Regions from separate parts of the Homo sapiens genome. Here region 2 is linked to region 1. A link is a loop called in an ENCODE intact Hi-C map of the cell type or tissue named here. Cell type or tissue: IMR-90. All regions are shown on one strand. Links, peaks and the distances in the headings refer to the core of each region. The heading gives the core; the rest is flanking DNA. Region 1 overlaps GPC5 (glypican 5). Region 2 overlaps GPC6 (glypican 6).

Region 1 (8,350 bases), core at 217-8,216:
AAATGAGTATCTCAGGTAATCCATACTACAGAATGTTTTTATTTTCAGATTTATTACCAAATTATACCCTCCCACATGAATAATTTTTTCAAAGCCTAGGTTCTTATTTTAATATTGTTTTCCTAAACACACTTGCATTAATATGATTTTATATAAATTCATAAATATGATTGTATAAAGTGTAATTATTATTATATTCTAATTTTGCTGTTTCTTTCTGACTTCGATACCGCATCTTTTATTTTACTACTTACCTTCCTTCACTCAGGTAAAATTCTCCAAATTTCTTCTATCCTTAAATAATAATACACAAGCATCAACAGAGATCAGCTTTGTTTTGTAAAAATGGAAACATGTTTTTCTGTATCTTGATTTTCTCAGTCAATAGCAACTTAAGGAAAGCTCTCCAAATTAACCTGGTTGGCTCCTATTCATTACTTTTAATGACTGCGTAATATTTCATACTATTATTGTATCATAATTTAAGAATTTCACTACTGAAGGATATGAACTTTGTATTCTGTAGTGGTTTATGTTTTAATTTGTTGTCACTGTGTAACATATTGCAACAAACATGTTTGTAAAGAGATCCTTATTTCATAGTACTTCTATTTCTATGAAATATTTTCTAACTGATTCACATAACCTAGTTAACATATATTTTAAAATATATAGAATATTTAGTATCATGAGACTCTTAAAGCTCAAATGCTCAACATCTTCACCAGAAATAAGATCCATGACACCCCTCTTGCCTGTATCCCCATCAGCAATATGTGTATCTTGTGTATGTTACTGTAAATCTGATTGATATGAAATGCTATGGTAACTAATTTTCACTTCCCTAAATTACAGTGAGTCTGAACATTTTTGTCATATATAGTATTCTGTGATATCTGGATAGGTTCTCATTAATTTCCTCTTCATGTCTTGTCTCCACTGTTTATTGAATCACTTGACTTTTTTTTGTCAATTGCAGGGATGATTTTTATTTTGACATCTTTCCTCTGCAGTGAAATATTTTCCAAAATTACTTTTGTTTATCAACTTTAAGTATAATTTGCCATACAAAAGTTTTTAGTGTTTGTATTTTCATATAGAATATCTTTTTTATAGCTTATTTTTTCTAGTTTTATTCAATATTGTCCTCTTATCACTAGACTCTACATGTGTTCTTCAAAATTTTCTTGCAGGATTTTTATTGTTTACATTTTTACATAAAGTTGTATTCCATCTGGAATTTGTTTCTAAATATTATGCAAGATTAGGATCCAAATTTATTTTCTTCCAGATGGATAGTCAATTGTTCCAGAACCAGTCATTTAAAGATTCATCTTACTAACAACAACAAAAAAATCATCTTATTCTCACTAGCCTAAAATAGAATTTTATTAAGTTGTCAAAACACATGGGTATTTAATTCTGTACCACTTGTCTGTTTATGACATACAAATTTAGTTATACTGGTTATACAGTATGCTCAGATACCCAATAAGGCACTTCTCTAATCTGTTTTGGTTTTTTGTGTGCTTTCTCAACTATATTTATGCAGTTATTTCCCTAATGATATTTTTGCATACAATTATTAAAGAGATTTAAGAGTAATGTAAAAGACTATAATTTTTAATGATATATATGCCAACTTAATATTTATGGACATTATAGAACTGATCATTGTAGAGAGGCATATAAGACACCTGGATGCTCAAATGAAAGAAATAAAGTCTGTATGAGAAAATGGAAATTATAATGAAAACTACTGTTATTCCAAATCTCTTTTGGAAAGTAAGTCCCCAACATCTAGCAAGTAAATAATGGTTGTCCAGAAACAGAAAAGGCCTTAAAAGGAGAAGAGTAATAACTAAATATAATTAAATATAGAGAAATTTTTTTCTAAAAATATTAAAAGGATTCATGAAGTTCTAAGAAAACTGATGGGGAAAGAAATTCATATACCTAGGCACATTATGGAAGAGACCTGATATCTAAGGTAAAAAGAAAACCTTGCAAGCTTCCAGACTGAAGGATATAATTACTTACAGTTGTAAAATAATCAGACAGATAATAACTTCCTACTTGTTTCACTGGAAGTTAGAATACACCAGAATAGCATCTGTAGATCCGAGAGAAAGGAAATACACTCCAAGATATACCAACCAAAATTACATATACAGAAGGATTCAGAGGAAGATCCTCCACTTCACTGTGGGATGGAGTACAGTATGTTTTCCACTGGAAACATACTAGAAATCAAATTAGCAAGCACCAATCATCTTTGAGACAGTGACACCAATCTGATGAGACAGTAACTGGAGAGGCGACAATTCAGACAGGGGAAGGTCTTAAAAAGATGAGTTGATTTATATAGCAGATTTAACTTGCCCTTTACTTGCACTAGTATTTGCCAGCTAGGGGTTCAAACAGCAGACTGAGACCCAGGATTGCACCCACGGAGATATGCCACTGTGGGGAAAGAAAATCCAGATGTCAAATTTTCTCTCGAGATATCTGTTGAATTCTGGGGCTGTGTAATGTAGAGTAAGGGTTAAAAATTTAAGCAGAAAGCCTGCGAAAAGCAACACATCCCTTTCAGTAGTCTCAAGAGACAAGTATCAGAGTATAAAACTACCGGTAGGAGGAACCCTGGATGGTCCGCCAAACTATTAACAGAAACTCTGGAAGGCTGGAATAAACCAGAGGTAAAGTGGACCTTAAGAAGGTCACAATCCTTAGGTCGGGCACAGTGGCTCATGCCTGTAATCCCAGCACTTTGGGAGGCCGAGGCGGGCGGATCACCTGAGGTCGGGAGTTTGAGACCAGCCTGACCAACATGAAGAAACCCCGTCTCTACTAAAAATACAAAAAAATTAGCCAGGCGTGGTGGCGCATGCCTGTAATCCCAACTACTCAGGAGGCTAAGGCAGGACAACTGCTGGAACCTGGAAGCCAAGATCGTGCCATTGCACTCCAGCCTGGGCAACAAGAGCAAAACTTCGTCTCAAAAAATAAAAAAAAAAAAATTAAAAAGTCACAACTCTGCTTTTATTCAGCCTCATTCATGCATGATTGCTTTAAGGTGGTTAGCTACCACCCTACTTTTAGCCCACTGAAAGTAAACCTACTCGGCCAGGCACGGTGGCTCACGCCTGTAATCTCAGCACTTTGGGAGGCCGCGGAGGGCGGATCACGAGGTCAGGAGATCGAAACCATCCTGGCTAACACCGTGAAACCCCGTCTCTACTAAAAATACAAAAAATTAGCTGGGCGTGGTGGTGGGCACTTGTAGTCCCAGCTACTCAGGAGGCTGAGGCAGGAGAATGACGTGAACCGGTAGTCGGAGCGTGCAGTGAGTCGAGATCACGCCACTGCACTCCAGCCTGGGCTACAGAGTGAGACTCCGCGCCCCCCCCAAAAAAAAAAAGAAAAAAAAGAAAGTAAACCTACTCTATAGAAAATAATATTATATCGTGCCTCTATAATTGTTATACACAATTCAAGCAAAACTTACGAAATACATGAAAAGATTGGAACAGATGACCAAAATCCAAGATCTAAATGGACCCACAGATGATCTTTACAACAAGTTGTCTGACAAATAACTTTAAAATAACTATGATTAATATGCCCAAGGACATAAAGAACCACTGTAGAAATATATAAAAAGATAGGGAATTTCACAGAGAAATTGAGCCTATTTTTAAAAATGCAAATCATAGAACTAAAAATAAAGTATCTACAAATAAGAATTCAGCGATTACATTACTCATAAATTTCCTATGAAAACAAGTCAAAAAATAACTCTACAGAATCAAGAGACCACAAGCTGCCATGAAGCTTATACTTTAAACTCAGCACAATACTCATACTTGGCAATTCTGTCACTATCACTTTCACAACTGCTGTTAGACATGAGTCAAAACTGTTCACCAGAACACAAAATATTTGCGGAGTAGGAGACTAATAGGAACTTAAACCACTTGGCAAGTGCCATTCAAATGAGTCAAGTATTTCAAAAACTTCAGCACTTGTTGCCTGAGCACTTACGATAATGTCTGCATTGTGCTACTAACTGACCAATTGTAAGAGAAATTAATATTACAATGTTCAATATTTTAAGTCTTATATATGTATTTATGTATCTGTTATATTTAAAGTGCATTCCTGAAATCAAAATCCTTCTAGTGAGTCAGAAATAAGTTATCCAATGTTTGACTGTATTTTCTCTTGTTTTAACTTTTATTTTCAGGAGCAAATGTACAGGTTTGTTACATAGGTAAACTTGTGTCATGGGGGTTTTGTTGTACAGATTATCTCATCACGCAGGTATTAAGCCTAGTATCCATTAGTTATTTTTCCTGATCTTCTCACTCCTTCCACCCTCCACCCTGCAACAGGCCCCAATGTGTGTTGTTCCCCTCTATGTGTTCATGTGTTCTCATCATTTAGCTCCCACTTATAAGTGAAAACATGTGGTATTTGATTTTCTGTTCCTGTGTTAGTTTGTTAAGTATATTGGCCTCCAGCTCCATCCATGTCCCTGAAAAGGACAGGATTATGTTATTTTTATGGCTGCATAGTACTCCATGGTGTATATGTACCACATTTGAAGATCAATGAATCCAGGGGCTGGTTTTTTGGAAAAAAAAATAATAAAATAGACTGCTAGCTAGACTAATGAAGAAAAGAGAGACTACTCAAATAAACGCAATCAGTAACAAGGGGGATATTACCAATGTATTCCTTTTTACCCATAACCTAAACCCTTCCACGTATCTTATCAGTAATTTTCCTCTACATATTTATTTCCTCTTCACGTTCGTGGGAACTCCACTCAAGTTCCCTTGGAATAGGACTCTCCAGACTACAAATCCCTCCACAAATTTATTATGTTCTTATTTACATAAGAATTGGTTGATTGTGGTAATATTGGCATGAAGATATAGCTTTTTTACTTATATATCCAAGAATGGAGCTTGCTTTTATTCTTCATATATACATACATATATATATATATATATATATATATATATATATATATATATATATGAGTACACACAGTATTTGTCTTTTTTGACCGACATATTTCACTTAGCATAATGTCCCCAAGGTTCATCCATGTTGTAGGAGGCGACAGGATTCCCTTCCTTTTTAAGGTTAAATAATATTCCATTGTATGTATATGTCACATTTGCTTTGTCCACTCATTTACTGATGAAAATATGAGTTGCTTCCTCTTTGGCTATTGTGAATAGTGCTGCTATGAACATGGTTGTGCAAATATCTCAAGACCCACTGTCTTTCCCTATTGAGTGACATTAGCATTCCGTTGAAAACCATGTACAGAAAGTTTCATTTCTCGACTCCCTAAATTTATTCCCTTGATTTGTCTATCTTTATACCAGGACTACACTGTTTAGATTACTGTAACTTTGTAATATATTTTAATATCAAGACATGTAAGCCCTTTAATTGTTTTCATTTTCAAAACTGTTTTGGCTACTTTGGAGTCCCTGAAGAATCCCTATGAGTTTTAGAATGAATTTTTCTATTTCTGTAAAAAAATGCCATCAGGATTTTGATAGGGATTGCATTAAGTTTATAGATTGCTTTGGGTAGTATGGATATTTTGACAATATTAAGTCTTCTAATTCATGAACATGGGCTACCTTTCCATTTATTTGTGTCTTCCTTAATTTCTTTCAGCTACATTTTGTAGTTTTCAGTGTACAAGTCTTTTGCCACCTTATTTAGGTTTATTCCTAAGTATTTTATTCTTTTTCATGGTATTATAAATGAAATTGTTTCCATCGTTTCTTTTCAGATTGTTCATTTTTGATGTACAGAAACACAACTGATTTTCCTAAGCTGATTTTGTCTGTCCTGTCACTTACTGAATTTTCTCATTAGGTGCAGTGGGATTTTTTGTGTGGTATCTTTAGGGCTTTCTACATATAAGGTCAAGTCATCAGTAAACAGAGCTAATTTTACTTCTTTCTTCCTTTCCAATTCATATGCCCTTTTACTCTGGCCCAATTCTCTGCCTCCTCAAATTGTTTTCATATAATCCAGGTTAGTTTGATCCATTTGGTTTGTGTGCTTCACAAATTATTTGGCTTTTGATATTTGCATCATCATTTGCGTTAACATTATTAACAGTCAGTCTTATTAAACAAGACCCCAGATTCATAAAACCTGTTTTTGCCAGTAGACCTAGTTTTAAATTCAGCAATTTAACGATAGAAGAAATAAAGAGAATCTTTTTCCATGAAGCAGCAGAAGTGATTTTTTAAATCTTTATTATGGAAATATCAAATATATAAAATGTATAGTATAGTGAATACTACTTCATTAGTATATTTTTAATACTAATCAGTAGTTGCAACAATGATCAAGTTCTGGCAAATCTTATGTCTATGCTTATCAATTTCTTTCCACTTCCAGATAATTCTGACTCCAAGATAGCATTTCATTTCATCCGCATATACTTTTAAATATATCATAAGAGGACATTAACTACAACAACATAATTATACTAAGATATTAAGTACTTCCTCCTTATTATAAAATACCTAGTATTTGTTCAAATTTCCTGGGTTGTCTCATAAAATTTTAGGTTAGTTGTTCAAATCAATGTCAATAAAGTTTATATATTGCAATTAGTTGTCATATTTCTTGAGTTTTATATAATCTGTAAGTGCCTCCTTTCTCTACTTTTTCCTTATGATTTATTTGTGTAAAACGTTGAGTCAATTGTTCCAGCAGTTTCTCATAGACTAGGTTTTACTGATTTCATCCCAGTGGTATTGCTTGACATGTTCCTCTCTCTCTTCCATCTCCCTTGAATTGGTAGCATGATTTAGAGATTTGATTAGGTATATGTTCAGGGTTTTTGTTTCTGATAGGTTATTAGCTTTCTCAAGATTACTTCACAAGTGGTCTTGGTCTTCCATTCAAAAGAAGTTTATGTCTGATTTTCTCTAGGAAGTAGCTTTTCTCTGCCTAGATTATTATTAATATACATAGCATTTTACAACACTGAAATTACTTTCACATACACAAATATATTTATCCTTACAATATCCCTCAATGTATGTGATAGGTCCAGTACTGGATTTTGCCCAACTTACAAACTAACAAATAAGCCTGTTATTACTGAGGGATGTTGGCAGAAACCAAGAGATTCCTGGGTCAGAGGCCAAGGAATGTATTACTCATGGCACAAGCAGCATGAACATCAGCATATTCCTGTTACTTGCCTTCTCGAGGTCCTTTGAGAGTGATGTGAAATAATAGTCCAGATGAATGCTACATATTAGTTGGGTTTGTGTCATGGCTGGGTAACCCACAGCCTGGGGACCACCAAGTTTACGGCAAGCAGTAAGCAAGTATGCACTTTTGCTAGGAGAGTTGTAACTATCTTATCTCTCAGGTTACTAGGCATACAAATAACATTTAAAAATGGCCCATGAACAACTGATCAGAGCCTTACAGTCATAGCACACCCCAGAAAGAAAAGTAAGATTACTATAGACCCAAAAAGAAATGTATCTCCCAACAATGGGTAGGATACATAATTGTTTTTTTTTTTTTTCATATTTCCAATGACAAGATTAAGGTTTACTGTGAATTAGGGTCACACAAAACAAGAGAGCCAGGACTAAAACAATTAGAAAAACAGAAATATATTCATCAGCAAAAACATCTGATGCCCTGAAATTAACGGAATATTTTCAAATTGCTGAGATAAAAACAATTGTCAAAATAAAAATGTTTATAATACTTAACAATCATTCAAAACTAAGGAAAAGTATGAATGATTTTACCATTTAGATGGTCACTGAAAACAATGACCTGGAAGGAAAAAAATTAAACCAAATGAAACGACATAGATCCACTGATTTATTAACTGCTTCAACAAGTATTTTTTGAGCAGTGACCATGTGCCAGACATTTTTCCTGCTTTGGAATTATAATTGTTCAAGAAGCAATAAAGACTGTTAAATTATTTTCAATAACTGAAGCAAAACCAAATCATGGAGTTATAAGGTGGATTGTTTTTCATAATATTATATACTTCTATGTCATAGTTAAAAACACAGCCTATATATTCCTCTTTTCAATCTCTTAACCACCCCAATTTGTATCAATCATGAACTTTACTTCTGCTTAACCAGTGTACTTCCTTTTATTAAACAGTAAATGCTAAACAATCCCTTAGAAACATAGACTAAATTTTTGAGTCTAATTCGCTGAGCATTTAGCAAATATTTATTAAATTGAATTCAATTGATTCTAGTTGAGTTGAATTAAGTTGATCCAAGTATCTCTGTGCCCAATGCCAGCAATAAGG
Region 2 (8,350 bases), core at 310-8,309, 930 kb after region 1:
TGCTTTTTAGTTTTAAAATTTTTAAATAGAGACAGGGTCATCTTGCTCTGGTGCCCAGGCTGCAGTGCAGTGGTGCAATCATAGCTCCCTGCAACCTAGAGCTCCTAGACTCAAGTGATCCTCCTACCTCAGCTAGGACTACAGGCATGCACCACCACACCGGGCTAATTTTTTAAAATTATTGTTTGTAGAGACAGGGTATTGCTATGTTGCACAGGCTGCTATTTTTTATTTTTAATGAAAAATTATTAATTAGATATATTTATGGGGTACAGTGTAATTTTCAATATATGTATGTACTGTAGAATAATCAAATAAGCATAATTAACACATTAGTCATCTGAAATACTATCATTTTTTTGTGATGAGAACATTTAAAATCCACTCTTTTAGCTTTTTGGAAATATACATTATTATTAACCATAGTTGCCATCTGTCCAATAGAACACCAGAAGTCATTCCTCCCATCTAACTAAAACTTCGTACATTTTCACCAGTGTCTTTCCTTTCTCCATTGACTCTCCTTTTCCCCTTCCTCCCGTCAGCCTCTGGTAATCACTGTTCTACTCTCAATCTCTGAAAGTTTGATTTTTTACACCCCACACATAAGTGAGATTCTGTGATATTTGTCTTTCTGTCCCTGGCTTATTTCACTTAATGTAAGGTTCATCCATGTTGTCACAAATGACAGAATTTCCTTTAAAAACAGAATGCTATTATCATGGTGGCCAAACAATAAGAAAATTAATATTCTTCCTCTTTGTCTTTAGAAATTAGAAACAGTCTAATGCAGTTCTGAAATCCTACAGCCTCCAAAACCAGGAAATTTCGTTGATAGTGTATTTCCTGATGTCTGCTATTGGAAGCATAATGATCATTCTCTCAGGAATCCCTCGGTCAGAGTTGCAACTGATTATATGAATCAATAAATGCTTCTTGACCTGTGGTCAGTGTAAAAGCAAGGTTCTAGGGATATAAGGTTGTCTGCCCAGAATGGAGCTGTAAGCATGGATACAGAAGATCCTGGAACAACAGGCAGGTGAAGGAGAAAGAAGCTACTGAGAGTTACAAAGCATGCAGTAGAGTGGGATTTATGGACTGGCAGGGAACTTTAAAATAAAAGGTTATGCTTGACTTGGCTGTCACCTTTAAGGAAAGAAAATTAGGTTTTTCAAAAAATATTATGCAAATTAAAAAATGACCTAACCAGCCTTTATGGATAAATCTATACTATTGTTCTAAGTCAGGTTCTGATGTGCTGGTATACAGATAAAATACAGATCAATTTACTCGTTGAATGATTGGCGACCATACTAATTGGGATTCATAACTGTCACCCACCATTTATGCTATTTGAGAGCAATTCTGCACGTAGGTAATTATAGTAGATTGCCCCTGTGCCAAGAAGACATTGCATAAATCCTTCAGCTGAGATACGACTGACAAGCTGTGAGTAATAGAGTGCACCTTGGAAAAGATTTATATTTGAGGCCCAGTTAGCTGGAGTGCTTTATACTTTTCATTTCTCAATAACTTGACTGGAACTAAGACAGTCAGTTATTTCCCAAATTCTCCGTTTTCATGATAGGATAATCAATAAAGAGCAACTATTAATTCAGTGTCGCTCTGATATACTAGACTAGACAGTTTTACTATGTTATTGATTACTTCTGTAATTTACCACTGGGGGTAGACACTCTGAAGGTCATTAGACATAGGTTGCTTCTTAGTGATGCAAGTTCACTTGTGGTAAGCAGAGGTTTTGTTGCCATGATCAGCTGGACTCTTTGATTCCCTATGATGCATGGAGCAAAGAATAGCACAATTTCATCAATCATACATCACATTGCATAGCCTACAATCAAAGGGCAAGGTGGTGAGGTGGCTCTTTCTGTGCAGATGGAGTTCTCAGAATGAAGCCCCAGAAGGGCTACTTGCCCCTATCCTCTCATATCATAGGACTTTGGGTAGCCCCCAGCTGTTTCCCTGCACCTACTCTCTCGGAGAGGTTTTCCATTACCATCAGGCATCATTCAAGGAGTTCTCAAGAAATAAAGTAATCTATGTGATACAAGTTTCAAATATAGTCCTCAAAGACATCCTGGACAACTGTTCTTTCCAAACTCCCATGATTTATCATAGGATATTTCAGCCAAGACATCTTCTGATTTCTAAAAAGAAATATCTGTCAGCAGAATTTGTGCACTTTGTAAATTATCTGCTTTCCCCCAATAACATGTTGCTGTGTTAGCATTAACTTGCTGACCCTACGCTTTCTCCCCAAGATTTGAGATGTTGGAATAATTAGCAAACCCTTCATCTTTATTTTTTTTTTTTATCTAGGCCATGCTTCACCCTGCAAGACTCTCTCCTTTATCCCATTCCATAAATATCTACCACACATATTCTATGTGGCTTTCCTTGCATAGAATGTCAGGAAACACTGTCTATACCCTTGTTTTAATAAGTTGTTGTCCTTTCAAACCTTTGCACTTATATCACAGATCGGATCTACTGATTCCTTTTGAATTCCTCAATAGGTACCTCCCTGCCAATCACCTAAGCACCTAAAGCCCAACTATCCCACTTTCTTAGAGATACTCCTCTTAATTTAGATACCTAGTCCTAAGCTTCTAAGCCTCTAATATATAGTAGACCTTTTGCTATATGTTAGACCCTTTGCTATGTATTTTGTAAGATTGGAGGGGTCTGATTTGTTGAGGAGAGGGGAATAAACAAATCAGACTCCTCCAATCCTACAAAATGCTACCTTTCATTATATGCAACAATAGCATTTTTAGGAAGTGATGTGTTTGTAATATTTTGTTATATTTGACCTTGCCATTTTTAACATGCCTTTATAAAAATAATTTCTTATGTGGATTGGTTTTTCAAATGGACCTTGATAACTCCAAACATTTTATTTTAAACTTTAGTATAGTGTTTGGTTCATATCTACTAGGAATAAATTAATTAGTGCCACAGATGGACCACCAAAATTTGAGACTTTTTGGGATATTTTTTGTACCTTTTTTTTAAAGAATATGAAAGTTATTTATGAGAAAAAAATAAAGATGTAAACACACACACACACACACACACACACACCACACACACTCACAAAGGCCACCTATAACCATATTAATGACATATCTATGTTAACAAAACCATTGTGTGAGGTTAGAGGCAGAAGGGGTGCATGGTCAAAGCCACAGTTAAAAGAGCAACAGAAGGAGAAAATATAGTCCTGGAAGACTAGAATTAAGTCATTCAGAAAAAACTAATACAATGTTTTTATTTATTTATTTATTTTTTAGACAGAGTCTTGCTCTCTTGCCCAGGCTGGAGTGTAGTGGCGTGATCTCAGCTCACTACAAGCTCCGCCTCCTGGGTTCAAGTGATTCTGCTGCCTCAGCCTCCCGAGTAGCTGGGACTACAGGCGCGTGCCACCACGTCCAGCTAATTTTTTGTATTTTTAGTAGAGACAGGGTTTCACCACGTTAACCAGGATGGTCTCAATCTCCTGACCTCGCGATCCACCCTCCTCAGCCTCCCAAAGTGCTGGGATTACAGGCGTGAGCCACCGGGCATGCCCACAAGATTTTTTAAACAATTCATAAGCATATGTTTTTATAGGTCCATTTAGATATACCTAGATTCTCTATGTAATTGAAATAAACACATTTTTATAGACCATAGACCATTATCTTTTTATGAAAAAAGATAAATTGTCTGGAAAGACAACTTTCCAGATAAGCTGTCTGGAAAGACAACTTTCCAGATAAGCTGTCTGGAAAGACAACTTATTTGGTTTAAGTATTAGAAATCTTTGTACTTATAAATATATGCAACCAGATGTTACAGTTGATAAAGATGCATGAAAAATGGCCAAACATAATATTTAAGGATTTTACTAAGGAAGGTTTAAGGGATATAAATTTCATTTCTCTTCCATTAATATATACTATTTATATTATAAACTTTTTTAAAAAAAATGAGATGAGTTTAACTTACATTTTCACTTCTGTGCCTTCTAGAAAATAGAATCATATGGAGAAGTCAAAACTTTGTCACAGAATTAATGTATGCCCCAGGTTACCTGCATTATTCATAGTAAGGTTAATCTTTGGGATAATTATTGTCCCACTTAACAAACATTCACAGTGGTAAATTACATAGCACCCTAAAGCTACAGAAATACAGGACAATTAATGAAATGCAAAGGTATCTGATCTGATTCTAGTGCTGACCTCTTAAAAGTAAAATCATTGCTATTATTCCTGTTAAGAGAATTTTCACTTCATGGAATGGGCCTGTGCCTCCAAGAATAACATGGAGCTGTTCTCAAGTTGTTTCACTTTTTTTGAAAGTTAACCTTTTGATATCATGGATAAAAGTTAACATTTGTAAAACTCAAGCTGTTAGCCCAAATGCAACCTTGCCTCCTATGTTAGTACATTACGTCAATGACAAATGAGCCATAAGTTTCAACTTTACAGTAGTAGTAGATACCTTGACCTTTGAGACCTCACTCAAGTCATACCATGGGTGTTCTGATATTTTGGTGGTGTTTGCAGTCATGTGCAAAGAAAAGGCTATGTTTTAAGTTGTATAGGTCTTAATCAGTACAGATTTCTGTTCCTATTCAAATATAAACTTTATAAAAATTTTCAGAAGTTATTCAGCAAAAGAATTAAGAATTCAAATGATGCCGTTTTTAATGAAATTATAAAATTGAAGGAGATCTGCAGATGTCTCCTGAATCCTTGGAAATACGACCAAGTCATAGTGCAGTCATTAATGGATTTTGCATGGGTAAGTTTCAAGTCTGAAACTTTTCCTTTGTTAAGAAGTCCAGTTAATCAATTGCATTAAATTAAAAGATGAATGAGCTCTAGAGATCTGCTGAATAGCATTGTGCCCATCGTTAACAATACTATATTGTGCATTTAAAATTTTGTTAGGAGGGTAGATAATATGTTAAGTGTTCTTACTATAATTTTATAAAAGGTAAATAAATAAATGAAAATAATATACTGCCAATGGAATTTGAAATAAAAATTTAAAAAGAGTATTGATAGATTTTATATTATGTCCAAGGAAAACTATTTTAAGTGGACTTAAATTTGGGAAAGGAAAGGAAGAATGATACAAAGACATACTGTAAGTATTTTTATCATTATTTATCATTAAATATATTAAGATATTCTCCATAAGCATTATTACCAAAAAAATTCTCTTTTTGGGCATCTTGTTGAAACAGTCCCGTAAAATAGTATTTCATGTGACTGGCTTCATTCTCATGAAACTAAACCACATATATTTAACTATCTCCTTAAGCTTAGCTTAAAACCAAATATATATAATTGTTACTGGTGGCCAAAGAAATCAGTTCATTTTGGGTCACTCATTTTAGCTGAGTGGACATTCCTAATGGATTAAAAAACAAAACACAGTGCTTTAAAATGCACTTAATTTTTTTTTTTCCCCCGCGGTGGTGGTGACTCTGGGCTTCTTCTGCAGTGCTTTAAGCTAAGCTCCCCAGAACTAGTGTTGATATTGTTTCTTTAACATTAATCTTCAGTGACATAATTATTTCTTTTTAAATAATCAGTATGCTAAGCATTATAGGACTGGGAAGCTACTGACTGAAAAGAGATGTGCCGTAATGAAGGTACTCCTTTTTTTAGATAATTTCGGCTGCTTATCAGAACAGAAGCAGCTGTATTTTGGACTTACTTAGAGTTGCTATTTAATGCACCATGAAAAAGCAACAAGTGCTCCACCAGAAAAATCATGTTTTGTTGAAAGAAGTAAAGCAAAATGAGTTTCAGCTCTATACCACGGAAACTCACAAAAGTAGGGGAAAGATCAACTTGAGAGTATATTTTTCGGTGTTCGAAGTCAGTTAAAAAAGCAAATTTGTACTTTGAACTTAGTGTCTATTGCCTCAGAGTAAAAATATTTTTAGAATCCTTATCAGTCAGAAAATTCTCTTCTTCAAACAAAATGAACTGGAATGTAGAGCTAAAATAACCCCATTTTAGTTTGTGGAATGGCTGTTGAGCCTTTATTTTTACAAGCAAATGGCAAACGCTTGCTCCAATGTATAGCTGATGCAAATTAAGCACATACTCTGTTTCATAAATGAAGGGGGAATTATTGGAAACACTCTTGCACTGATCAGTAAAAACCGATTACCATCAAAGAAGGGCCTGATTACTAACCACCATCTTAGTGTTTAGCTGTACCGTCTGGCCGGCTCAGAGGGGAAAATTTGCTGAGCTTAAAAAATGTTTATTCTGACTTTCAACTCATGCATGTATAGAACACAGATGAGGAAACATCTGATGTCCTTTGGATTCTTGTTGTTAAACAAACGTTAACTCATCTTCAAGCAAAAATTTAGTCGTTTTTCTTTTTTCCCCCTCACTGATTTGGTTTCTTAAGCTATTGAGTTACAAGCACTATGGAAATAAGCACTAAAAAAAAACCTAAGGGTGATTAGAGCCCTTAAAAATATCTGAAGGATAATGCTGACCTCATGTTTTTTCACATACACTTTGATCTAGGTGGAATTTTATTATTGTAATTTAACTCATGTGGCGTGGAGGCCACATTCAAGGCACAGACCTGAGTGCTTACTGGAGACAGATGAACTCAGGACTTGCCTGTGCCTGGCTGCAGCACTTTTGCTCTAACTCATGCCTTGTCTATGGATGGCACTGCTTTTCCCACCGTTTAGTGTTGGTTAATTATTGCCAACCTGTAGAGCAAATGACTCTGCTTAACAGTCATTTTCCCTGAAAACCCTTCCTTGATTATTCAAGATTAAGTCCTTAGTGTCACAAGTTTACCCATTCCATAGCACGTACAGTTGTCATCATGATTTCTTATTCGATTACCAATCTTACCTCCCCAAGCCTGTAAACATAATTCAGTGACTGCATTTTTATTCACCACTGTATTCCAGGTCCTAAAACTAACCCTGACACATACCGGCCACTCGGTAAATATGGGTTGAATGAATGAATGAACAAATGGACAGAGAAATGAATGAGACACCTTCTCTGTCCTCATTTCAGTTTAAATTTAGGAACAAGGCATGAGTAAAAGTGTGAGGAGACAAAGCAGAGGAAGGCAAGTGCTGAAAGTTATGATCGCGTGCAGTGATGGCCATTAAGATGATCTTCGTACAGGAATTCATACAGGAATTTTTTTAAAGATAAATGCTGGCTTATGCAGGCTCTGAAGACTTATTTTTTATATCCATTCTTAATTAAACTAATGTTGAAAATAGTACACATTTATGGTAAAAAGCCTTCAGTCCTCTTTGGGGGTCATTTATTTGCTTGCTCTCTGGGAAGCTTCTTTCATAAAAGGATGCCCTTTTACTAGATCCCAACTGGGAGCTTTATGGGATTATTTTTTTCCTACTTAACAAAAGTGGGATTTAAACTCTAATTTCCAAAAACATAGTGGCTAGCTAAAATTGGTATTGATTTAATGTTCTGGGTCAATTTTAAGTGATAAATTAACATTAGCAAAAAAAGAAGTTTCTAAATTCTGTAAATCACATGGGATTTTTCATCGGCTCATTCCCTTACAATCTTTTTCTCAGGGATAAGGTTTTCTAAGTCAATATTTTCCCAAATGCATGCCCTTTTGTCTTCCATTAAATATGGTAGTCTTTGTTTCTTCAATGGCCATGTGAGAACAGAAGGAAAATTTCTTCTCAGAGAAGACAGAGCAAAGTAATATTCTTGCCAAAAGTTATCACAGTTTAATAGCAAGAAGGAATGTACACGTCTCTAAACAAAATGTGCAATGCTTTCTGATGCTGACACCATTTATTTAGTCTTATTAAATAGCTGGTAAAATGATCCAAGTTTCAGAGAAACACAAGCTGTGAGTGGCTGCTGCACGTGACAAAAAAAAAAAAAAAGACAGCCCCAAAAAGCAGCAGGGAGAAGATGTGCGCAGAGTCTGGGAGGATCACCTTTCTCCACAGCTTTCCCTTCCAAACCTCCAAACCCAGGCACTGCTTTCCTCTTGCACTCCTCTTCTCCTGATATCCATTCATTCACCTTATTTCTACACTCTTACCCCTTCCATATTTTTAATTAACTTTTCTCTTTGTGCTTGCACACTTGCTTTGCTTTGCTTTCAATCTATAGTTATTTTATGGGTGGCTTGGCACCTCAACCAGATGGGAATTAAGTGGAAGGCAGAAGTTGGCTTGCACACACAACCTCTAAATAAATGCAGGCCTGGGAAGGATGATTCATGCTTTACCTGTATTCTTTCAGCTGCAGTCAGTGTTTTTCCAATCTTGGTAGGCACCAGCATC

What was found. A loop is a pair of places that touch in the nucleus more often than their neighbours do. Peaks named below come from ENCODE experiments on the same cell type or tissue, not always from the same donor. Only the 100,000 strongest peaks of a DNase experiment are listed, where the experiment ranks them.
Region 2: it touches region 1 in a loop (3-fold over the local background); 2 of 110 quality-filtered maps call a loop at or near these places.

The regions. Positions count from the first base shown.
Region 1 is chr13:92,835,079-92,843,428 of GRCh38, forward strand. The region is part of intron 7 of GPC5 (glypican 5); the gene reads left to right. Among named protein-coding and RNA genes, the nearest start is that of GPC5-AS1, 120 kb to the left of the region's middle. In IMR-90, for the core only: no CTCF peak of the experiment used is centred there; DNase peaks (open chromatin) are centred at 3,933 and 7,203; H3K27ac peaks cover 174 bases.
Region 2 is chr13:93,761,504-93,769,853 of GRCh38, forward strand. All of the region lies in intron 2 of GPC6 (glypican 6), which reads left to right. Among named protein-coding and RNA genes, the nearest start is that of GPC6-AS2, 93 kb to the right of the region's middle. In IMR-90, for the core only: no CTCF peak of the experiment used is centred there; no DNase peak of the experiment used is centred there; H3K27ac peaks cover 232 bases.